Regions from separate parts of the Homo sapiens genome. Here region 2 is linked to region 1. A link is a loop called in an ENCODE intact Hi-C map of the cell type or tissue named here. Cell type or tissue: Caco-2. All regions are shown on one strand. Each heading gives the region's core, and the rest is flanking DNA. Links, peaks and the distances in the headings are about the cores only.

Region 1 (12,854 bases), core at 1,658-9,657:
CACTTTCAGCACTACCGAGCAGCCCTCAGAAGAGGCCTAGTAGCACGTGTTTGCAGTGTTTTTTCTTCCTTACTAGTTTAGGATCAGGAACTCGATCTTACCTTTCTTTTTCCCTTCGTTGTAAGTCTTTCTTGGAAATGATGTTTAATCAGGGAAACTTGCTGCATTTAATATCTTAGAATTTTAGGTAAGGGTTTATCTGTTTTTAGGTACATACAAATAATAAACAGGCCAAGTTCCTTAATATCTTATGATTTACTAAACTTTTGTATAGGTCTGTCACACAAATAATATTCAGAACTCAACTGCCTGCAATCTTGTTTACTCTCAACAGTGGAGAAATAGTAAAGTAGTCTGTTCAGCAGAGTCAGAGTCCATCACAAACAGGTCAGCTTTTTCCAGCAGTGTTCAGGGCTGTTTACTCTGATTGACAAACAATTCTGAGTAAGCCGTTTCATCTGGCTTCCAAGCCTGTAGCAGAGAAGGAACAATAAGACAGTCCTAAATGTGTAAGATTCTCTGTCATCTACTTAAGTGAACAGGTAAGTTTACAGTACAGTTTAGAAAACTTTCCATTGAAAATGGTACAAATAAAAAGGAATTTAGTATCAGTCCTGAGCTATCTAAATGGGTCTCAGTAGCCAAAGTTTTTGTATCTGAAGGATACACAATATCCTTTGACAACAATTAGTTGACCTGAGGGGGAATATTGATGAAACAACCCTGTAGGGGATGGAAACGTCCCTTCTGTTTCCCAGTAACTCAGCTGGAATCGGTAAACTGACATCACCAGCTTCCTGCATCCCACCATGTGAGTTACTGACTTTGTATACCTCCTCTCCCAGTTTTGGAATCTGAAGTTGAAAGAATTGCTTATTTTAAGTCAGTGTAGTAACTAAGCTTTATTTAAAAGCCCTGTTTTCAGTGGCTCATGCCTGTAATCCCAGTACTATGGGAGGCCAAGGCACGAGAAATTGCTTGAGCCCAAGAATTCAAGACCATCCTGGGCAACATAGTGAGACCCATCTCTACAAAAAATAAAAAATTAGCCGGGTGCGGTGGTGCACCTGTGGTCCCAGCTACTTGGGAGCCTGACTGAGGTGGGAGGATCACTTGAGCCCAGGAGGTTGGGGCTGCAGTGAGCTGTGATTGTGCCACTGCACTCCAGCCTGGAGTGAGACCGTATCTCTAAAAAATAATAAAAGCCACTTTTTAAAAACCTAGTATCTTCTTGAAAGGTGTTTTTTTGCATTAAAATGTTAATTGAAGAAATTCTTTCTAATCTGTTAAGCATAAAGTTAGCCAAAAGGGTCATTCTTGGCTCATTGTGTGTAATGGCCAAGTGGTGTAGAGCATCTGCAAAGTAGATTAATAGAGGTTGTTTTGGTGGTGGCAGCTAAAACCTAGGGGCACGTTGAAAGTCCTGGAAGAAATTTCATAATGAGTTAATAATGTATGCCTCATGCCGCTTATTAACTTATAATAGAATCAGTGTTTTAAAACCATGTTTCTGGTCAAATTTTAGTCAGATATTAACTTAAATTTTTACGTACTTTTTCCTCCTTGTAGAGTCTTCCTAATATTCTCACCGATGATCGATTTAAAGTTATGTTTGAGAACCCTGACTTCCAAGTAGATGAAGAGAGTGAAGAATTTAGGCTTCTGAATCCACTTGTTTCAAAAATTAGTGAAAAAAGGAAGAAGAAACTAAGACTCTTAGAGCAACAAGAACTTCGTGAAAAAGTAATGTACTCCTTATCAGTTAGAATTTGCTACTGTTTCTTTAATGTAATGTTTTCTTTGTAAGTTAGAAGAGTCTTTGATTATACTTGAGATGTAATTAATTCCATATTAAGTGTTTGACATTGGGCTTAGGAGTATTATCTTATTTATTTAAAGGCATTTCTCCTGATGCATGCAGTAGAGCAGCTGTTAGGCACTCATTAATGGGCCAGTGCTGCTTCAGAGAAACCAAGGGGTCTGTGTTTGACTGGGGGAAAGGAGTTGCTGCTTACTATTTTTATTCTCAGGAAGAGGAGGAAGAGCCGGAAGGAAAACCAAGTGATGCAGAAAGTTCGGAGAGTTCAGATGATGAAAAAGCCTGGGTTGAAGAGGTCAGGAAGCAACGCAGACTCCTCCAGCAGGAGGAAAAAGTGAAGCGGCAGGAACGACTCAAGGAGGACCAGCAGACAGTCCTAAAGCCCCAGTTTTATGAGATCAAAGCAGGAGAAGAATTTAGAAGCTTCAAAGATTCTGCCACAAAGCAGAAACTGATGAAGTGAGTAGCACTGCCTGAGCGCACAGTTGACATGTAACCAAGCCCTTGCTTTTCCTCTCTGGCACATTGCCCTAAAGATGACATTTCTGTCTTTGGATGATGGAGGTGCAGAGGGTGGAGGGGACGAGGGAAGCAGGGGAGGTAAGGCCGTGCAGGAGGTGATGTGAGGGAAGCACCCAGGAGGCCTGAGGGGAGCGTCGCTATTGAAGTACATTGGTCTCTAGGGGATTTACTTATTTGTCACAACTTTTTGAGGTATAGTTTACATGCAGTAAAATACAGGGTAGAGAGAGCCTTATGAGTATCAGTGGAACACTTTTAAGCTGCAGAAGCCACACACTTTCCTTGTCCTTGTTTTTTCCCCATGGGGTTCCCTCACCTACAAATACTTACTCTGTGCCCTACAGATCAGTGGTTTGAAGCCTTTTGGACAGTGGTTGCTAGGAGATGACAACTTTTCTGCTTCTTCACAAAGTTATTTTAAAAAATTAGAACCTCGGTTATGTTTACCCCATCTCACTTTACCTGGTTATTGAAAAGGTTACTTGGAAAATTTGCCAGAAATTTTAAGTCTTTTTCAGGAAAATTGAGAGATCGAAAAGAGTAGTATTCTAGAATAGGCAAATATGTAGAAAGAGGCAGAAAGTAGAATGGTGGTTGCCGAGTGTTTCATGGGTACAGAGTTTCAGGTTGGATTATGAAAATGTTCTGGAAATAGTTGGTAGTGGTGGTTGTACAACAGTGTGAATGTACTTAATGCTGCTGAACTGTCTACTTAAAAATGGTTAAAATGGTAAGTTTTATGTTATAAATATTTACCACCCTTCCAAAAAAATTAACCTTCCCCAAAAAAGGTAGTTTTATTTGAATAATTTTCAGTTGTCAGGAGTCTGAGTCAGGAACAAGCTAGGTGTCAAGCCCAAGTTGTATGTAAACTCTAAATTATGCAAGTCTCTGCTTTGAGAATTCCTAGGCAAAGTATTGATGCACAAGATTGGAATATGATAGACGGTCACAGGAGATGTCTTAAAAGAATAGTGGAATGTCTGGGGAGCCAAGGGAGCAGTCTTGAGGTGGAGCAAGAGGAGTGGGCAGAATAGACAAGGTGTTAGGCTGGGGTCAGTACATTTCTGTACCTTGTACTTCTCCAGCTCCCAGCTCTCCGTGCAGGAGAAGGTGTTTTCTCCGAAGTGGGAGGAGGAAAAGGGTGGGGAGGACATCAGTGAACAGGTGGAATTGTTTCTGGGGTTGAGATATGTTTTATTCATCTTTATTTCACCAGCTTCTAGCAAATATCTGCAACACCAGATGTAGTGAATCCTTGAATTTAGAATTCAGAAGCACCTCAAAATTCTGGTTCTGATGAACTAACTAAAGATATGTCCATGAATAAAGAAGCTAGTAGAGTTGACCCTTGAACAACTCGAGGGCTAGGAGTGCCAACCCCCTGCAAAGTAAAAAATGTGCATTTAGGCCGGGCACGGTGGCTCACGCCTGTAATCCTAGCACTTTGGGAGGCCAAGGGGGGGGCAGATCATGAGGTCAGGAGATGGAGACCATCCTGGCCAACATGGTGAAACCCCGTCTCTACTAAAAATATAAAACTTAGCTGGGTGTGGCGGCACGTGCCTGTAGTCCCAGCTACTCAGGAGGCTGAGGCAGGAGAATTGCTTGGACCCGGGAGGCAGAGGTTGCAGTGAGCTGAGATCACGCCACTGCACTCCAGTCTGGCAACAGAACTAGACTCCATCTCAAAAAAAAAAAAAATATATATATATATATGTGTATATATATATATGTATGTATATATATATGTATATATATGTATATATATATGTGTATATATATGTGTATATATATGTGTATATATATGTGTATATATGTGTATATATGTATATATATGTGTATATATGTATATATATGTATATATATGTATATATATGTGTATATATATGTATATATATGTATATATATGTATATATATATGTATATATATATACATTTAACTTTTTGTGTTATTTATTTTCACTAGAAAGTCTAGACCTAACACATACAACTTTTGATTTCCTGAAAACTTCATTTTTTTTTTAAACCTTCTTGGTGACTGAGAACCTAGAATATCCCCAAAAACTTTACTACTAATAGCCTACTGGTAACCAGAATTTTTAACAGTCAGGGGTCAATTACCACATATTTTGTATGTTCTATGTATTGTATACTGTACTCATACAATAAGATAAGCTGGAGAAAAGCAAATGTTATTAAGAAAATCATAAGGAAAGGAAAATATATTTATTCATTAGGTAGGAGAGGATCATTGTAAAGGTCTTCATCCTTGTTGTCTTCATGTTGAGTGGTCTGAAGAGGAAGAAGAGGAGGGATTGGTCTTCCTGTCTCGGAAGGCAGAGTCAGAAGAGGAGGAAGTGGAAGGGAGGCAGGGGAGGCGAGTAATGGTGTTAACTTTTATTGGAAAAACTGCGTGTAAGTGGAGCAGTGCAGTTCAAACCCATGTCATTCAAGGGCCAACTATAATGTTCTTGGTATCTTTTGAAGGTGTTTTCTTTACTGACCAACCTCACTTTTTAAAATAACCACTTTCTTGAGATATAATTTATGTAACATACAATTCATCTGCTTAAAGCATGCAGTTCACTGGTTGTTAGTAATGTAACATACAATTCATCTGCTTAAAGCATGCAGTTCACTGGTTGTTAGTAATGTAGCATACAATTCATCTGCTTAAAGCATGCAGTTCACTGGTTGTTAGTAATGTAACATACAATTCATCTGCTTAAAGCATGCAGTTCACTGGTGTTTAGTATATTCACAGAGTTCTGGAACTATCACCTTAATTTTAGAACATTGTCATCACCCCAAAAAGAAACCCCACGCCTTATGGGCAGTCACCCCACATTTACCCTACCCCATCTCCCATCCTGAGGCAGCCACTAGTTTACTTTTCTGTCTCTATCGATTTGCCTATTCTGACATCTCATGTAAAGGGAACTGTATAATGTGTGGCCCTTTGTGGCTGGCCTCTTTCCCTTAGCACAGTGTCTTTAATGTTCATCCGTGTTGTAGCATCTATCGGTGTAGTCAGCCCTCTGTATCCAAGGGTTCCTTATCCATAAATTCAACCAATATGGGCTGAAAATATTCAGAAAAAATTTGTAACTGTACTGAACGTGTACAGACTTTTTTCTTGACTTTATTCCCTAAACAATAGTATAACAACTATGCATGTAGCATTTACATTGTATTAGGTATTATAAGTAATCTACAGATAATTTAACATATAGGAGAGGGTGTGCACAGGTTATATGGAAATAACCACACCATTTTATACAACTTGAGCATCCATGGATTTTAGTATCCAAGGGAGGTCCTGGAACCAATTCCCCAGCGGATACCAAGGGACAACTCCACTCCATTTGTTTTTATTACCAAGTAATATTCCAGTGTATGTATAGACCAGTTTATATCCCTTCGTCAGTTAATGGACATCTGGGTAGTTTCCACTTTTTGGCTATTATGAATAATGCTGCTATGAACATTGGTTTATACAGTTTTACATGTGTTTTGCATATGTTTTCATCTATGTGCAAGAATTGGAAGAAATTGCTGGTCATATAGTAACTCTATGTTTAGCCTTTTCAGAAACCGGCAAACTTGTCCACAGGCTGTGCCATTTTACATTCTCCAGCAGCGTGTGCAGCCTCACTTTTTATACAGCTGTTATGTGTAGGTGTTTTACTGGGAGTCCTGCTTGGTTTGTGCTGTTCTGGTTCTGTGGAGTAAGTTTATTTGTTGAGTATATGCTGTTTTTGTCTTGCTCTATTTACTGCTTTATCTCTGGCTCTTGAATAAGTACTTAGAATAGAGTGGGCACTTGAGAAATACTTGCTGAAACTGTGAATCTTTTTTGCCATGACAACACATCAGGCAACTCAGAAGTTACTCCTTCAAGATCTGCTGAGAAAGGACTCCTTTTCCCCATAGCCATTGACCAGGAAAATCTGGGAGCAGTTGTTTTGAGTGTAACCACAGCAACAGGAGGCTGTGATTTGGGGGTAGGCGGTCTGACTAATCTCTCTAACATTCTTCCTTTTGCCTGGGGGCTGTAGTAGGATATGGAGGTATAAAACAAAGAGGATAAAAATTTGTATCTAAGAATAACCCATAGCGAGGTGAATAAACTGCAGTTAAACATTCTAAGTTAAATATCACCAAGTTAAACATTCTTACTAAGTTAAATATAACCAAGTTAAACATTCTTACTAAGTTAAATATCACCAAGTTAAACATTCTTACTAAGTTAAATATCACTAAGTTAAACATCCTTTTTGAGAACTATATAAGTGATAATATTTACATGAGTATTTGGTGAAGCATTAAACCACGATCCTTCAGAGAACTAAAGTGACTCTGTATGTTTATTCTGCAAGTTACCGCAAGCCAGTCAACAAGAGACAACATCAGATTGAATGTGTTATATTTAAATGTTCACTTGGACTTGCCTAGCTTTAAAATGTTTCTATAAAGGGAAAGGTGGATCGTGAATGGTAGCTGGAGACTTGAGTGAGCTGTCTGCGTTGCTTGGTGTGGTCATATGGCTTTAGATAAACACGTGTGTCTGTTGACACATATTTTTATGCCTTACAGTGGGCTAACTTTGTTTGTGAGTCTGTTCATCCACTTATCAGCCTCTCCACCACCCATTCATTCATCAAGCATTTATCAACTGCTCAGTGCGAGCATACCAGCATTCTAGACCCAGGGGATGGGAAGAACGACATGGCCTGCGTACCTGAAGCGCTCATGGGAAAGGAGCATAAGAAGGAAGGAGCTGAATTTGGGGAGCCTTGAAATCATATGGAAACTGGTTGTGGAAAGATGCAGAGTGGAGCATTCAGGGCTGGTGGGAAAGATAGCATTCCTGGCAGAGGCACGGTGCAGCCACAGGCAGGCCATGCGAAGGGTTGGGGGTGCCTTCCTACAGCCAGAGCATGGGGTGCCTGAAGGGGTAGCCGAGCAAGCACTGGAAAGCCACGATCTTACAGCTTAGATGAATGGGATCCAATCTATTCCAACCCCTCCCCTAGTGTTGTAAATACTTTTGTAATAAAAGCAGTGCATGTTTGTTGTAGCAAATAAAAACATAGGCATAAAAAGTCCCTATTCCCAGAAACCCATTAGCAGAATATCTCCATTTTAGAAAGACAATGTGCGGAGAACCTGGACACCCAGAGACCAGCTCTCAAACCATTAGAATCATCCCAGTTAGAAGGGCCACAGGCCTGAACGATGGGGTGGAGAGGAGCAGACAGACCAGAAGACTAAGAGTGAGAAAGAAAAAGGAGCACAAACTCCACCATCAGTTCCTAATAATATCAAAGGAGAAGGGAATAGTCAGGGATGACGTAGAGATGTCTAGTAATGTTGCCATTGAGGTAAAAAATACAGAATGCAAAATAGGTTTAAGGCTAAAAGTAATGAGCTGGGTTTTGTGCACATTAAATAAAGGAGCCCATGCGTCTTCTGTGTCACATTCAGTAAACCAATGGCAGTGTCCATCGGGCCCAGGAAGAGGAGGCTGGAGATGTCAGTTTGAGAGATACCAGCGTTTATTGTGTGGTCAAGATCACGAATGAAAAGAGATTTAGCGTCATTGTATAAAGTAAGATTAGGGCTAAGAATGGAAGCTTGGGGAAAAACAAATATTTTACTTGAATCTGTGATAAAATCCATACCATACACCTCTCTAGAGAAAAATACAAATGCCTGTGATGTATTTACATAGAATTTTAGAGAATTCACAGATGTACTGATTGCCTAGAACTAAAAATTCTGTTAGAAAGCAGACAGAGGAGAAGATGGACAGTAAAGATACTGGAGTTGTCAACAAGCTGAGAGGAAAACTGGAAAGGGCCAAACCTGGAGCGTGTCTCAGGGAAGGGAGTGGTCCTGACACCCATCGGAGTAGAGAGGCCCAGGAATGAAGGCTGGGAAAAGGCCAGTATGCGGATGGCCTCACTGGCACTCGTTTCTCAGTCCTGCCAAGTGGCCAACTGCAATAGAGACACAAGTGACTGGGAGATAGAAAACACAGTAAACAGTTAGTGTCGGTGAGTCTTTCAAGAAGTTTGGTAGTGAAAGAAAGGGATGAAAGCCAATAACTTGATGGAAAGCGGTTTATAGACTTGAGAGATGTGATTTGTTAGTAGGCAGAGAAGACTCAGCCACAGAAAGTGGGTAGTAAGGAATGGAGAGAATTGAGTCAGTTGATAAAGTGGCATCTGGTAAGGAACTGGGTGGCAGTGGGCCCGAGTACCAGGTAAGGAGAGCCTCAGAAAAGACAAGGTATGCATCCTCAGAGACATGGAGGAAAGAAGTCCAGATGCGTGAACATAGGGGACATCATTCTGGTTAGAGGTAGAAAGATTGGGAAGGCCATGCTTGTTGGCCTCAGGAATCTGGGCACATCAGCCTTTTCTGGTATCTGGAGCAGCCATGACCTGCAAGGTATAGGAGTGGAGCTGTGTGTGTTGGTGAACAGTGGAGAAAGAGAGTCCTTAGAATGAAAACTCTCCACGTTTCAGTAGATGGGGATAACTTCTCTCCTTGGGTAGTCAATATTAGCTGCCAGGCAGCCTTTCAGTTCCATTTATGAAAGCATTCTTTGAAGTACCTGCCCTGTGGTAGGTCCTAGAAATTCAAAGATGTTTAAGACAGTCCCTGCCTTTGGGGAGCTCATCTTCTTCACCGGGTAGCTTGGTAGCTTTGGGTGAGCTTTTTATCGTGTCTGCAACATTATCCACTTTGTGAATTAATATGGCATGTTTTTACTCTTCAGCTCACATTCCTCTGATAGTGGATAAGAGCTGAGGTAATGCAGCTTTGTTTTAATATAAGCATTTAAAAATCTAATCTGGAAAGTAATTAAATTCCAGGCTTACATTTTTAAAAAGAGAATCTTGTATTACTCAAGGAATACGTCCTCAGTACTATGTAGGCATGTTATCATTGTAACACTTAAGAGTGTGGGCTGAAGGTTAAAGCCTCTCCTGTCCCCCACCTCCCTCCCTGAGGTCATGGCTGTGTGTGCACCACACTTCTCTCTTTTAAAAAATGCATTCATTCCCGTATGTGTTCACACTCACACATCTATACCTGTAGCTTTTTTTCTTTAACATGAATGGTTCATACTCCTCATGTTATTTTTTGAGATGGGTCTCACACTGTCGCCCAGGCTGGAGTGCAGAGGCGCAATCATGGTTCACTGCAGCCTCGACCTGCTGGGCTCAAATGATCCTCCCACCTCACCCTCCTGAGTAGCTGCGACTACAGGCCACCACATGCGGCTAATTGTTAAATTTTTTGTCCAGATGGGGTCTCATTTTGTTGCCCAGACTGGTGTTGAACTTCTGGCCTCACAACATCCTCCTGCCTCAGCCTCCCAAAATGCTGGAATTGCAGGCATGAGCCACTGTGCCCAGCCTAATTATACTGTTTTAACTTGCTCTTTTTGTTTAGCAGCAAGTCTTGGAAACGTTTCTTTGTACGTACAGTAGGCTTACCTTCTGGCTGCATAAATACTTCATAAGGTGGGTGTGCTGGGATGTATGTTGTTCTCTGACGATGGGTGTTGAGGTTGCTGCTTTTTCTCTTTCCCCTTTCACAGTCGCAAATGTGTGTATGCACACGGACAAGTATTTCTTTAAAGCGTATTCCTAGTAGGAGTTTGCTGGATCAGCGGGGGTATGCGATAAGAGACTGCCAGATCACCCTCCAAAAAGGCTTGAGCACTTTGCACTCTGGCCAGAGCGCCTGTTTCCCCACACTCCAGCAACGCCGGATATTAAGAATCTTTTACATCTTCGTTATGCCTATAGATGAGGCATCAGATTTCGTGGTTGCCTGAGTTTAAGTCTCTTGAAATAGGGCCTTTGAAGCAACACATGGAAACGGAAAGCATTCAAATAAAGTTTTTACTAAACCTTATGGCATATGTAAATATTTGTCAAAGGTAGTTATTTAAAGCAAAGTACTTAAAATTAAATTTAAAAAATACTTAATCCTTTATCTGTGGATTCTCTTTCTCCATTTTCTAGTTTATTCCCTCCGGTGTAGACTATGGAGTGAGGGCTCCTTTAATTAGAGTTAATTAACTCTTCTCAATTTTGTCCTGAAGCACATGCCTTTATGAATATGACCTCCACCCCCACACCGCCCCTTCCATGCAGCGGGATTCAAAACCTCTCATCTGAGGAGCATTGAGTTTTAATTAAATATGTGTGTGTGCGCGTGTGTTCGTATTTTAAAACCCCAAAGTAAATTAGCCTCCCTGGTGCATCTAAATATTTAATTTGATTTTCTTCCTAGTAGTTTCTGCCCACTTTCCTTTTTATTTTAAGATAAATTTACTAATAATTTAGGTTCTTCCCCTGGGAGCCTTCTGCATTCTACACTGAGTAATTCTACCCACTTTCAACATTGTAAAGCCTGTATCTATTTTCTTAGCAATCACAAGTTTGGGGATTGTTTTTATCTGCTTGTTCCAATTAGATTTTCCCCTAGAATCCTTTACTATACACCAGTGAAAAAGTCCCCCATGGCTGTCAGACCTAAAGTAAAGCCTAGGCAGGGAAAAGAAGCAGGGGCGGGGCAGGGAGCGGGGGAGGGGAGAGGAGGGGGAGGGAAAGGCCAATTCTGCCATCCTCCTCTGCCACCTGCCAGTGTCCTGGAAGAAACATGCTGAGAAGCGCATGCAGTGTGGTGTTCTGCCTTTTGTTTTTCTGTTCAATAAGGAATTTTCAGGTGTTCCTACAGCAGTGTCTACTTAGGTCATCTCTGACCGAAGTCACACTCAAGAAGCAGGCTGTGGAACTGCTGGGTTAGCAAACGCTTTCAGTAAACTGACTTTCAAAGGGAGGGAAGTGGAACTTCTTTAATGTAGAAACCTCCACACACGGTCTCTGTCTGTGTCTGATCTTCTGCCATGGTTTGTTCCAAAACTCAGCTTGTCTTTCCAAATAGCCTAGACAGAACAAGTTTTTACAAGTGCACATTGAAAGTACATTGAGAGAAACCCCAGAATGTGTATGCCCTATCATGGAGGAAGTAAGGTCATTCTTAACAGAGTAATAATTGCTCACAATTTACTGGCAAAGTCTTTTTCTTCCTAAATTAGTGTTTTCTGTATACCATCTTCTCTCAGTGGTTCCATAGTTATTCAGAATTCCTGTTAACTTTTTTTTTTAAGTGAAAGCAAGTTTATTAAGAAAGTAAAGGAATAAAAGAATGGCTACTCCATAGGCACAGCAGCCCTGTTAACTTTGAAACCTCAGAGTTTATAGCTATGAAAAGAAAGAAGAAGAATGACATGAACAGGTTGAGGGATTTGCTGAGGCTCACATAATTCACATGCATGCCAGAGTCCGTTTACACTTCACTTTTGAATTGTTCGGAAAAAAAAAAAAAAAGCTAACCGAAATCTTCATTTCATTCCGTTTGTCATGTGGAAGCTTGTCATTGAGAATACTTAATGGACAAGTTTCCTGAACAAAACTGTGTAAATCAAGTATGGCCTGACACTTGCCTGGAAACCAGCAATTCTGAAATTGGAATCCTGCTTAGAACTGAATCCTTACGTGGCCTGCAGCAAGTCATTTCACATCTTACCTCCCTTTTTTGCCATCTATAAAGGATAAATACTTCTGTCTCAGGGATGTTGAAAGGATTAATTAGTTAGTCTATAAATAACTTTGAAGATGAAAAGTACTTTAAAAGTGCTTCTTAATAACATTATTGCTTAGAAAAGAGTGCCACTTTTATGCTAACCACTTTATGTCTCAAATTATATAAAGAAGGTATGTTTAGTACATTACTACGAGTTGTAAACTAGAGATAAATTTCACATGGTGTGAGCATCAAACATTAGCTTCAGAATTTCAAAGAAGCATCACTTTGTCTTAAGGATCATTTAGGAGCTGTGCTCTCAGTAATTAGTTACAAAGATCATATTTCAGGGAAAAAAAGACTCTTTCACACAGTTCAGCCTTTTTCTTTCTTCAGTCAGGTTTCTTAGCCATCACTTTAAAGGGCTGCATTGAATTTGATCTGGGGCAGGGAGGACAGGAGACAGTATACTATTTTTGAGGAGGGAACAGAATAGAAGAGAACCATATTCTTTGTCTTCCCTCGCATCTCTCTCAATCTTATCAGGGGGATAGGAATCTATTGCTTTAGCCATTTCTAGAAAAGTTAGAGTAACTGTTTAAACTTACTGAAAATATATATCATTAGGCTTAATTCAGTTTATTTCCCTCTAAACCAAGTTAACAAAAAGGGCCAGTGTTCTAGTTTATAATAAAACATTATAACTTGCAGTGAAGTTTCATTTTATAATGGGTACAAAATTCAAACTTAACCTCTTTATTGGAAAGCAGAGGGGGATTGTGTTAATTACACAGATGACAGTGAAATGCAGGGCACAGCAGACTGTAACAGAGACACAGATTATATAAAGAGAGCCTAGAAAAATTTGGAAAATGTGATCAAGAAATGAAATGAGATT
Region 2 (12,854 bases), core at 2,592-10,591, 49 kb before region 1:
TAGAACTGTAAGAGACCCATTGTTTACTTCTGATTCTCTGGATCAGTTTCTTAGGGTGGGCGTTTTTGTTCCAAGTAATGGTGACTTTAATTAGCATGAGTATGAGGGGCTGGTGATGAGAAGAAGTATGAAGTATGAAGTGTGAGGGGCTGGATGATAGCCAGGTGATGAGAAATTGCCTTCTTGACAAATGTTAGCTTATCTTATAAGACCTTTTTAGTTTCAACTTTCTACCTGAGATTTAACAGAAAGCTGTGAAAAAAACATCCAGAGAGCCCTCTCCTAGGTGAGCTGCATATGGGGACAGTGTGAGCAGAAGTTGCTTTTGCTAAGCGAAGCATTATGCTGAAACTTGGACTTCAGTGTTCCTTTCTGACCTACCTTTCTGCCCTGCTCCCTCCCACAGTACTGAGTGATATTTTATAGCACCACTTGTCTTTACTTGGAAACTGCTCTTTGTAAACTCCTTCAAAGCAAAGGGAGAGCCCAGGGGTCTGAAAGCCTGCCATTTTTCATAAGATTTTATCAAACGTACCAAGTTGACGTTTGGCAGGAAGGTTCATTTGAGGCCTATAGAACCAAAGAAATGTGTGTTTAATGTATGATCCATGCCAAGTTTAGGAAGCCTGGACTGTGATTTGTATTAACATCTTATAAATCAGGTTTGAAAACTTTTTCCCTCCCTCTTTGGGGCATACTGAAGATGAAGGCAACTTAGTGTTCTTTTAGCTTGTTAATTTTTGCCTATCTGATATCATCTTTCTTGAGTAATTGAAATCTTTATAAACTAATGCAGTTCCTGATACACCACCTTCTGGCACTTAGATATCTCTGTAGCCAGCTTGTCCTTTGAGACCAAATGGGTTGTCTGCAGCCCCTGTCCCATTTTCTCAGTTCTTTCCTTATTTTTTATTTTTATTTTTATTTTTTTAATTCTCTCAGAGACCAGGTTCTATTGTTTTGTTTGTTTGTTTTCTCCAGGGTCTAATTCGTCTGCAGCTTCAGAGACTAATGCCAAGAATAATTTTTCAAGCTTGCTTTTTCCTCTGAAACATAATTTAATCTTAGGTTAGTTCTTTATAATTAACATCCTTGGCAACTATGTAGACTTCAGAGGGAATCCAAGTCCCCTATGGCACCCAACCCAAAACCTTTCTGCTTAATGGTGTTTCTGTTGGAAATGCTCCTGAATTCCGAGCCCCTAGCATATCAGGGCACTCCTGCAGCCACTCATTGCTTGGTGGTGGTGGTTGGGGTGTGAGTGATTGCTTGCTGCTTGGTAATGTGGATGTGTAAACTTGAGGAAAAATGTAGGAGGAAAACTATTTGTTTGGGAAGCTGTTTGATTTAGATGGAGTCTCGCTCTGTCGCCCAGGCTGGAGTGCAATGGCAGGATCTCGGCTCACTGCAAGCTCTGCCTCCCGGCTTCACGCCATTCTCCTGTCTCAGCCTCCCCAGCAGCTGGGACTATAGGCGCACGCTGCCACGCCCAGCTAATTTTTTGTATTTTTAGTAGAGACGGGATTTCACTGTGTTAGCCAGGATAGTCTTGATCTCCTGACCTTGTGATCCGCCTGCCTCGGCCTCCCAAAGTGCTGGGATTACAGGTGTGAGCCACCGCGCCTGGCCCAAGCTGTTTGATTTAGAAGAATAAAAGTAATTCAGTTGGCCAGGCATGGTGGCTCACGCCTGTAATCCTAGCACTTTGGGAGGCTGAGATGGGCAGATCACTTAAGGGCAGGAGTTTGAGACCAGCCTAGCAAACATAGTGAAACCCCATCTCTACTGAAAGTACAAAAATTAACCAGGCGTGGTGGTGTGTGCCTGTAGTCCCAACTACTCAGGAGGCTGAGGCAGGAGAATCGCTTGAACCTGGAAGGCAGAGGGTGCAGTGAGCCGAGACCACACCAGTGCACTCCAGCCTGGGCAACGGAGCAAGAATCTGTCTCAAAAAAAAAAAAAAAAAAAAAAAAAAAAGGCCAGGCACGGTGGCTCAAACGCCTGTAATCCCAGCACTTTGGGAGGCCAAGGCGGGCGGATCACGAGTTCAGGAGTTCAAGACCAACCTGGCCAACATGGTGAAATCCCGTCTCTACTAAAGAGACAAAAAATCAGCCGGGGGTCATTGTGGGCACCTGTAATCCCAGCTACTTGGGAGGCTGAGGCAGGAGAATTGCTTGAACCTGGGAAGCGGAGGTTGCAGTGAGCTGAAATCATGCCATTGCACTCCAGCCTGGGTGACAGGGTGAGACTCTATCTCAAAAAAAAAAAAAAAAAAAAAAAAAAGGGAATTCAGCTATAAGGGTATGTGCTTTGTTTTTGTTTTTTTCTTTTTTTAATGTCACTATTTAAGATGTTATAAAGAATAAATACTGCACCCAGCTTTCAAGAATGGCAGTTAGGTACTGTTACGTTACGTTACGTTACGTTACGTTACGTCACGTCACGTCACGTCACGTCACGTCACGTTACGTTATTTTTGAATGAGACAGGGTCTTGCTCTGTCACCCTGTCTGGAGTGCAGTGACGTGATCATAACTCACTGCAGCTTCATCCTTTGGGGCTCTAGCATCCTCCCGCCTCAGCTTTGTGAGTAGGTAGGACTACAGGCATGTGCCACCAAGCCCAGCTAATTTTTATGCTGTTTTTTTGTAGAGAGAGGATCTCACTGTGTTGCCAAGGCTGGTCTCAAACTCCTGGCCTCAAGCGATCCTCCCACGTTGGCCTCCCAAAGTGTTGGGATTACAGGTGTAAGTCACTGCACCTGGCCAGTTATTTTATTTTCAAACATTTTCTTAAGAAACTCCTATATTATTTCTATTAAAATATTTTGACTGTTTAAAATAAAACACTGATTAAATATTTTAACATTTACCATTTAATTTAAAATTTGGAAAGTACTCTTGGAGCCTGCAAATGAGGCGGTTAAAAACATGAAGAACCCTTCTAACTTGCACTAGTGCTTCTGCGTCTGTTCAGAATCGCACTGGAGCTTATCCAGCAGTTCATAAACCCACAAAACTCTGTCTTCGCAAATAGAGGACACTATGTGTTAAGAAGCATAAGGCCTCAAAAATACATACCACACAGCTTCACAGAGGCACGCAAACCAAAGGAAATGCACAATTGGAAGCCACATTTTTTGGAATGTAATAAAAGGTTGTTTAGTGAATGTTTCTAAGCCTCTCAGCTGAGTAGGTAGCACACTCCCCGCAGAGGTGAGGCCTTCTGACGCCATCACAGGGTTCAACGCTGGTATCTCCTCAGGGCTTCAGTCACTGGGCTAGGGCAGACATCTGTGCTCCTGCACCTGTAAAGATGGCAAGGCAGTAGGTGCTGCAGAATTTTAGGGGTTGTCAGGGAGATGCTTTTGAAATCATTATAGCTTTGGGAAGTCAGTTTTAGGGAAATGGCATGGACATTTTTCTAGTAAATGTATGAATATTTGCAGTCTGGCAGATTTTTTTCTTGCTCAATGAAGAAATACAAATAGATATTATAGTCTTTTTCTCAGGTTTTTTTCTGTAAGGGTTTTTGGTTTTAGTGTGTGTGTGTGTTTTTTTTTTTTTTTTTTTTTTTTTGAGACAGTGTCTTGCTCCGTGGCCCAGATTAGAGTGCAGTAGCACAATCAACCTCCATCTCCTGGGTCAAGCGATTCTCTTACCTCAGCCTCTCAAGTAGCTGGGATTGCAGGTACGCACCACCACACCTGACTAATTTTTGTATTTTTAGTAGACATGGGGTTTTGCTGTGTTGGCCAGGCTGGTCTTGAATTCCTGGCCTCAAGTGATCCACCCATCTGGGCCTCCCAAGGTGCTAGGATTACAGGCGTGAGCTACCACACCCAGCCTCTAAGGGTTTTGTGACAAAAACAAATTTAGGTGCAAACAATTTTAACTTCTGTCTGTGGTGAATTGAATTTGTTAGTCTAGTTCTAAACTCCATGACTATGTCAATGACTGTTGTCTGTTAGAGAGGTACTTATGGATACTTTTTAATCATCGCTATGTGATCTTCTTCCTATATAGATGGTATCTTTTTTCAAGTTCAGTATTTGAAACATTACTGTTCTGGTGTGTTTTGGCATAATTTTCCAAAGTCTTAAGAACACAGCCTTACTCCTCAGCTTCATTAAGAAGATACTTTTTTTTTTTTTCTTTGATTGAAGGTCGCACTCTGTCTCCCAGGGTGGAGTGCATTGGTGTGATCATGGCTCACTGCAGCGTCACAACTTTCTGGGCTCAGGTGATTTTCCTACCTCAGCCTCTCGAGTATCTGGGACTACAGGTATATGCCGCCACACCCAGCTAATTTTGTTTGGTGTTTTTTTTTTTTTTTTTTTTTTTTTTGGTTTTTTGTAGAGACAGGGTTTCACTATGTTGCCCAGGCTGGTCGCCAACTCCTGGGCTCAAGCAGTCTTCCTGTCTCGGCCTCTTAGAGTGTTGGGATTGGGATTACAGGTGTAAGCCACTGTGCCCGGCCAAAGATGCCATATTTTATCAGCTATCCAGAGTATATGTTGTTTTAGTTTAACGGTAGATTTGACAGTATCTTGAAAATAAGTGTCAAAAATTCCTGGATGGGCCAGGCATGGTGGCTCATGCCTGTAATCCCAGCACTTTGGGAGGCCGAGGCGGGTAGATCACTTGAGGCCAAGAGCTTGAGACTAGCCTGGCCAACAAGGCGAAACCCTGTCTCTACTAAAATACAAAAAAATAGCTGAGCATGCTTTGGCACGTGCCTGTAATCCCAGCTACTTGGGAGGCTGAGGCATGAGAATAACTTGAGTCTGGCAGACAGAGGTTACGGTGAGCCGAGGTCGTGCTACCGCACTCCAGCCTGGGTGACACAGACTCTCTTAAAAAAAATAAGAAATACATGAAATTCCTAGATGGACGAGTGTTTTGCTATTTTGTCTCTTAATATTTTTATTTTGTCTTCCTATATTATAAAAGTAAATGTAGGAGACCAACAAGTGCTTGTATTTGTTCAGTAAGGATATATTGAGTACGGTACTAGGCTGCAGGAATATGTTGGTGAAGAAAACCAACATGTTCTCTATTGTACACTCACCGCCCTTGTGAGCTTACAATCTAGGTGAGGGGTGGTGATAAACAGATCTGTGACTAAGCGCTGTGAAGGAAGGCAGCAGGGTTCAGTGGCTTCCTACGCATTTTCCCTAAGTCAAGGGTCAGGCACTTTGTATCAGTCTCTTTTTTATGTAGATATTTTATCAGCCCCCTTCTTCTGTGTAGATATTATATATAGATTTGTAAAAATCTCCCCCACCTTCATCTTAAATTTGAATTTCAGGGTTGGAGACTTGGTGTTTTCTTTGCCTTATGATCATAGCACATATCTGGGGCAAAATAGTGAATGACCATATTTGTCCCACAATCTCTGGAAACAAAAGAGAACAGTAGAGAGAATGTTGGCCGATAGAGAACGTAGAGGTTGAGCCTCTATAATCCAAAAATCTGAAATGCAGACGCTCCAAAATTTAAAACTCTTTTGAGTGCCAACATGACTCCACAAGTGGAAAATCCAAACATGAGACTTAACCTAAAGTCTGTTTCCTGCCAAAAATTATTAAAAATATAAAATGTTTAAAGGTATAAAATTACCTTCAGTCTGTGTGTATAAAGTGTATATGAAGCATGAATGAATTTCATGTTTAGACTTGGGTCTCATCCCAAGATATCTCATTATTTTTATACAAATGTTCCAAAAGCCAAAAAAAAAATCAAAAATTTAAAATCCTTCTGATCTCAAGCATTTTAGAAACAGGCTACTCAGCCTGTATTGCTTTTCCTGGACAGACGTGTACAGTCATCCTCCCTTTCTCCTTGAACATACATCTCATATGCACATCATTTTACTTTATCTCCAAGTGGTATTTAGAAACACAGTTGACCAGGCCTCCTTAAAACTCTGTGCCCAGCTTCTAGAAGGCCACATTCTCCTGGGATTCCTTCTTTCATCTAGTTATCTCTTTTCAGTCTTCACTGGCTCCTCCTCCTGCTGATAACGTCCTAGACTTCGGATCTTGCCTCTCTCCCCTGACCTCTGAATGTTAGTGAGCGCTAGGACTTAGTCCTTGTCTCTTCTTTATTTATATTCTCTCCCAGGGAGCTTGTTTATGCCTAGGCTTTATATAACTAGGCTTTATATAACAGCTGTGTGTTAATGACGTCCAATTTTCCCTCTCCAGCCTTCCCTCTGAGCTACAGAGGTACATATCCACCAGTCTACTCGGCTTCTCCACTTGGATGTCTAATAGCACATCCTGTTTAATGTGTCTACATCAGAACTTCTGATCCAGCTCCCCACCTGCACCCCACCTGCCAGGGTCTCCATTTCAGCTGAAGCCTTGTTGTTGCTCACTCGGCTGTCTAGGCTTAGAGCGCAGGAGCCATCCTTGTTTCCTCTCCTCTCCACTTCATGCCTCGTCATCCAGTCCATCAGCTGTTTGCAGATTTTGTTCCACATCCAGCCATTTCTCAGTGCTTCCCTTCCATCAGGCCTCTGGATTACTGTAATACTGGATAACTGATCTTTCTGCTTCTGCTTTTGTCTCTCTTGTAACCTATTTTCCATGTAACAGCCAGACTGATGTAAAATATTAAAAATATAAACAAAACAGGCCCAGTGCGGTTGGTCACACCTGTAATACCAGTGCTTTGGGTGGCTGAGGCAAGAGGATTGCTTGAGCCTAGGAGTTTGAAACCAGCCTGGGCAACATAGTGAGACCCCATTTCCACAAAAAGTTTTAAAAATTAACCAGGTGTGGTGACATGTGTCTGTAGTTCCAGCTACTTGGGATGCTGAGGCAGGAGGATCCCTTGAGCCCAGGAGTTTGAGGCTACAGTAAGCTATGACCATGCTACTGCACTCCAGCCTGGGTGACAGAGCAAGACCCTGTTGCTTAAAATAATAATAATAAATATATATATATACACACACACACACACACACATACATATAAACAAAACAAATATAAATCAGATTGTGTTACTCTTCTGCTTAAAACCTTCCAGTGGCTCATTATTTTGCTTACAACTTGAAAAGTCTTACATAATAGAAAAGCAGAAAGAGACTAAAGAATCAGATTCTGTTTTCTTCTCACTCAACAGAGAATAGATCTCTATTAAGCATTAATCTATTTACAAAGATCACCAAATAGTCAGACTGTTAAACCAAATCCTCAGCCACTGCCACCATAAATGGGGAATAACTTATGGGCTGTTAAACCAAATCCCCAGCCACTGTTACCATAAGTGGGGAATAACTTATGGGCTGTATATTAATAATATATCAATATATAATTAATACCAATGTTATGATACATTAATATATAATTAATATATCAATTATATATTACATAAGCTTTATTAGATAAGAAATTTAAAATTAGAGCCTTTTGCGGTGGTACCCACCTGTAATCCCAACTACTCAGGAGTGGAGAATCACTTGAGCCCAGTTCAAATCCAGCTTGGGCAACATGGTGAGAACTTGTCTCAAAAAAATAACGGAATAACTAAGTAAAATAAAAAAGAAAGACAGACACAGCCAAGTTCTGCTGTTCATTTGGATTCACCCCGCGAGCCAAGGACAACTGTGCTTGGATTTCAGGAGCCCAAGTATGTTACACTCTGATGAGGAAGTTTTCCTGGTTCTGTCAGGTGAGTGCATCAGGTATCTTAGTGAGACCTCCAAAACTGCTAAAAGATAACTTCCCCAAAACATGAAATCATGATTCTCATATAGAGATGAAATAAATACATCTTAAAATTTTAATTTAGGCCTAGTGCGGTGGCTCACACCTGTAATCCCAGCACTTTAGGAGGCTAAGGCCGAAGGATCACTTGAGCCCAGGAGTTTCAGACTAGCCTGGGCAACATAACCAAGACACTGTTGCTATTATTTTTTTAAATAATATTTTAAAATTTAAAAATTTCACATTTTAATTTAACCTGTAAATTAAATGAGGGAACCAGGCCCATGGTTAAATCAAAAGGTAAAATTTTAATTTAACTTTTAAAAGGAAAAGTGTAAAAAAGGACAAATTTACATGGAATAAAGTTATATTGAATTGGGAATGTGCAAGTAGACACAAAATGGTCTATTTTGGACTATTTGGGGCCTTTTCCAAAGGTATAAACTGTCCACCAGACATAATTCATTTGCATGTCTATAGACAATTATTTTGCATTGCTTCCAGTTACTTACAATTTGCAAAGTTGTAAAATAGGTCCTGTAGAATGAGAATCAGATGATCTTGCAGGGTGTACTCTAGACTGGGGTTTGGGAAACTACACACCAGCTGTCTGTTTTTGTAAATAAAGTTTTATTGAAACACAGTGAGCCCATTCATTTATGTATTATCTATGCAACTTTCTGACTATAATGGCAAAGTTGAGTAGCTGTGACAGAGACCATATGGCTCGTGAGCCCTAAAATATTTTCTCTTCGTTTATTTACTTCTTTACGTCTATATTTCCCCATTGTAATGTAAGACATGAATGCAGGGGCGTCATTTTGTCTTTTTCCCTGTTATATCCTCAGCACCTAAAGCAGTGCCTGTCATACTGTAGGCCCTCACTTAATGGGTGTGGAAAAATTAATGAGCACACAAGTGAGAGTGACCTGATTACTGCAATTTGGAGCGTCTTTGATAATGGTTGTGTACTTTGACCATGGCTGGTTTGCAGTGCTTCTTGACCGTACTTAATGCCAGATTGAAATTTTGCATTTGCCCTTTTCTGCTACTACTATTAAAATATAGAAAGGCACTCTGGGAGGCCGAGGCGGGCAAATCACCTGAGGTCGGGAGTTTGAGACCAGCCTGACCAACATGGAGAAACCCCGTCTCTACTAAAAATACAAAATTAGCTGGATGTGGTGGCACATGCCTGTAATCCCAGCTACTAGGGAGGCTGAGGCAAGAGAATCGCTTGAACCTGGGAGGCAGAGGTTGCAGTGAGCTGAGGTCGTGCCATTGCACTCCAGCCTGGGCAAACGAGCGAAACTCCATCTAAAAAAAAAAAAAAAACAGGGAGAACATGGTTCATGTGTGCCAGAGTATAATTTTCATACAGTAGGATTAGCATCAGTTCTTTGGCTCTGACAGTGCCTTCTTGTCAGCCACATCTGAGAATGGTGGTATGATGCAATCGTTGTGTTTGGGAGTGCCAACAAATTTTTAAAAGTAATACCTTGTCCAAAAGATTTAATAGTGATTCTGTTAAGAAGATAGGTTAATTAAACTTTTTTTTCCTATAAAAATCCAAAAGGAGAATATGAAAGCAAGGGCATTTAGCTTTTGTCTTAATTTTTTTGGAATTTGTGCAGAAGTTGGCTTTGCATCTAGAGTATGACAGCCTTATTGTATGTTTTAAAGATTGAAAAGAATGCCTTTTGTTTTTCTCTCCATGCTTTTAACTGGAGTTGCTGGGAGTGCTGTACACGTCATTCCCTAAGATTTGGGTTTGAATCAGGACCACGATTGGTCCAGCTGATGTATTTCAGTTCAAAGCCAACAATGTAGGATCATTTATGTTTACTAAATTGATATTCTGGAGAAGTCCCCAGTAAGAGATCTCTTTGCCCCATTAGTATATGTTGAAATGGCCCTGAATCTGTTAGTGTCCGTGTAGAATCCTAAAAATGATAGATCACACTTTCATCTAAAGTGCACATTTAAGCAGAGCCCTATTAGACATACTGACAGATGTAATTTTGCCAGAAATTGCTCTTTTATAGTACCAGTAGCAACATATTCTCTTTGTTTGGGAAGGTAGTGTCAGATGAAAAGAAAACTCTTCCCTAGGGAATTTATCAGCATACAAACGATGTTCCAGACAGAATGTAAACGGGAAAGTCGTTGCTCAAATCTTGTCCACACTAAAGGATTCATCAGTGTGCTTTAAAGGAAAGGGGAAGCTTTGGAGCATAGACCATCAGAGCTAGAAGGGATCTCCAAGGTCATCTAGTCCAGCCCTTAATTTGTAGCTGAGGAAGCAAGTTTTTGGGTTTTTTTTTGTTTTGTTTTTCCTGAGACAGTGTCTTGCTCTTTCGCCCAGGCTGGAGGGCAGTGGCACGATCTCAGCTCACTGCAAGCTTCACCTCCCAGGTTCACACCATTCTCCTGCCTCAGCCTCCCAAGTAGCTGGGACTACAGGCACCTGCCACCACCATGCCCGACTAATTTTTTGTATTTTTGGTAGAGACGGGGTTTCACTGTGTTAGCCAAGATAGTCTCAATCTCCTGACCTCATGATCCGCCCGCCTCAGCCTCCCAAAGTGCTGGGATTATAGGTGTGAGCCATCGCGCCCAGCTGCAAGTTATTGTTTAAGGTCAAATGGCAAGTTGGTGACAGCTGGATCTAAAAAGCATTTCTTCCTTCCACATTGCATAGTAGAAATAACTTAGACTTTGGAATTGGTTGGACCCGAGTTTGAATACCAGCATTGCCATTTATAAATGTGACCTTGAATGAGTTACTTATTCTCTCCGAACACTAGTTTCTTGAGCAACAAAAGAGGAATGATATTGTAAGGCATTTATGTAGAATGGATATACTCATTCAGTCATTTCTCATGTTCAGCTGATTTCTTGTAATGAACAGAATTCACGGGGTCCGTGGGTGGCAAAGAGTATTTGGATAAAATTAAGTCATTAAGCTGGGTGTGGTGGTTCATGTCTGTAATCCCAGTACTTTGGGAGGATGAGGTGGGAGGATCACTTGAGGCCAGGATTTCTAGGCAGCCTGGGCAACATAGTGAGACCCTCTTTCTGCAAAATGTTTTAAAAAATTAGCTGGGCATGGTGGTATGCATTTGTAGTTTTAGCTACTCAGGGGACTGAGGGGAAAAAGAATAATAATTATGGCATTGTGTGAGCATGGACTTTTATTTAGCTTTTAGAAGGGAATATCATGTTGAGCAAAATAAAGCTATACACGGAAAAGATTGTGACAAACTTGTGAATGTGAGCAAGGAAAATGAGTTAAGACATGATTTGGGATTGTTTAGTCTGATAATCACTTAAGATATAGATTGAGAGAGGTCTGTTGTGCCATTAGTTTTGCCATTGACTATTGAAACAGAAAGCAGTGATAACATCTGGTTGTTTAAATAAGAAGTCTGATTTTTTAAAGTGAAGTTCATTTTCCCCAATTATATCATCAAGGCGCACTCTTTGTACAAAATATGGCAAATACAGATGAGTAGAAGAAAACTCAAATACCCTTCCACTGCCTAAAGACAAACATTAACATTTTGCTGTATTTTTTCAATATTTAATCTGAAACTTTGTTAATATGGTTTCTTATCTTGTTTTTTTTCCCACTAAACATTTCTTTATTATTATAAACTCTTGGAAATTATTAAAAAATATATTTTCTGTATGAATATAAAGTAATAGTTATTTTTGAAAATACATAAATATCAGAAAAAGATGAAAAATTTATAAATCTCACTAGTCAGAGACATTCTTGCCAACATTTCTGTTACATTTTCTTTGCATTTGGGATATTTTAGTGGCTACTGATTGGATTTAAAGTGAAATCCTGTCAGAAGTTCATTTAGCTTACATCAGTTTCAATAAAAGCCCTTCAAGATGTTGGAGGCTGGAGGTGGAGGGGTGGTGGGGGGAGGGAGGGAGGTGTATGTAGGGGAGAGGTGGAGGGAGCAAGCGAGCATGTTTGCACTCTTAGGCAGTTTCACTTACGTGGCTGTCCATTCGCTCTGGGGGGCATATGTCCTGGACTAAACTTGAGATGAGAGGGCCTTTCTCAACCGAGAAAACGTGTTCCTAATTCCCTAAGGCATCCAGTTTATGTGATCAATTACCTTCTCCCCCATGCATTTAGGATGGCTCCAGTGATGGATCGTTGTTGGGAGAATTGAGAAAAGAGTTACTCGGTTATTTTTGTGTTCTTAGTTGAGATGAGGAAGACTGTTTGAAAAAGTTTGCTTAAATGTGTTGTTTCCTAATACTGCGCATGACAGCATCACACTGAGTGTGATTCTGGTCATTTAAGACATGGGATTTTTTGGTATGACGTAGTCACCAGGTGCAAGTCTCCTGCTGTATCTGGTCCTATTCTAACACCAGATGGAAATTCTGACGGGCCTTTCAAGTTTAGGTTTGCTTATATTCCATTTAGTCTTATCTGCTTGACTTTAGAACCTGATCTTTATATAAGAGATTAAACCAATGAAATTAAACTTCAGAAATATTTAATGCAATGGATAGAGTAGGAGAAGGGGAACAATTTTAAAAATACAGTTAGCGGAATGGGTGAGATGGTGCCTAGCAGCAGCAGCATCTATAACAAAAAGAGCTCTGTTGGTTTCAGTCAACTGTAAATCAAAGGAATAAAGGTTAAGTAGAATGTTGGCAGTGACTCCACTTGTGAATGGGGGTCGAGAATGTCAGGATAGCACAGTGAAGGGGCTGTCTTGGGGCTCTTCATGTGCAGAGTGTACCTGTGTGTGTTATTTCTGCTAGTGGTGGTAAGTTGGAGAAAGCTCAGAAAAGAATTCAAGAATTGTGTTTCCAGGCATCATCTAGATAGAGAAGGCATGATTTTAGGATCTAGGAAAAGAGTAAGATCATGCAAGAAAGCTACCTTGTATGAGGTACAGAAAATGATAGGACATTGGCCTGAAGACGAAAGTTTTCATTGTTTGAGGGTGTGGGAAGAGCTGTCAGACAATGGGAGGCAGTGAAGCACTCGCCTTTCACAGCTTCTAAAAGGAGGAAAAAGACAAATTTGAATGAAAAATATGATTTACTTTAAATTGAGTTCAAATTTGAATTCAGATGTATATTTTTAATTTTTTATTAT

What was found. A loop is a pair of places that touch in the nucleus more often than their neighbours do. Peaks named below come from ENCODE experiments on the same cell type or tissue, not always from the same donor. Only the 100,000 strongest peaks of a DNase experiment are listed, where the experiment ranks them.
Region 2: it touches region 1 in a loop (2.7-fold over the local background); 2 of 110 quality-filtered maps call a loop at or near these places.

The regions. Positions count from the first base shown.
Region 1 is chr2:10,578,467-10,591,320 of GRCh38, reverse strand. It overlaps NOL10 (nucleolar protein 10), which reads left to right. Exons shown (of 21, transcript NM_024894.4): 18 at 1,570-1,743; 19 at 2,031-2,278. Among named protein-coding and RNA genes, the nearest start is that of NOL10, 110 kb to the left of the region's middle. RefSeq lists an enhancer at 929-2,128. In Caco-2, for the core only: no CTCF peak of the experiment used is centred there; DNase peaks (open chromatin) are centred at 6,340 and 6,930.
Region 2 is chr2:10,627,916-10,640,769 of GRCh38, reverse strand. All of the region lies in intron 13 of NOL10 (nucleolar protein 10), which reads left to right. Among named protein-coding and RNA genes, the nearest start is that of NOL10, 56 kb to the left of the region's middle. In Caco-2, for the core only: no CTCF peak of the experiment used is centred there; a DNase peak (open chromatin) is centred at 6,019.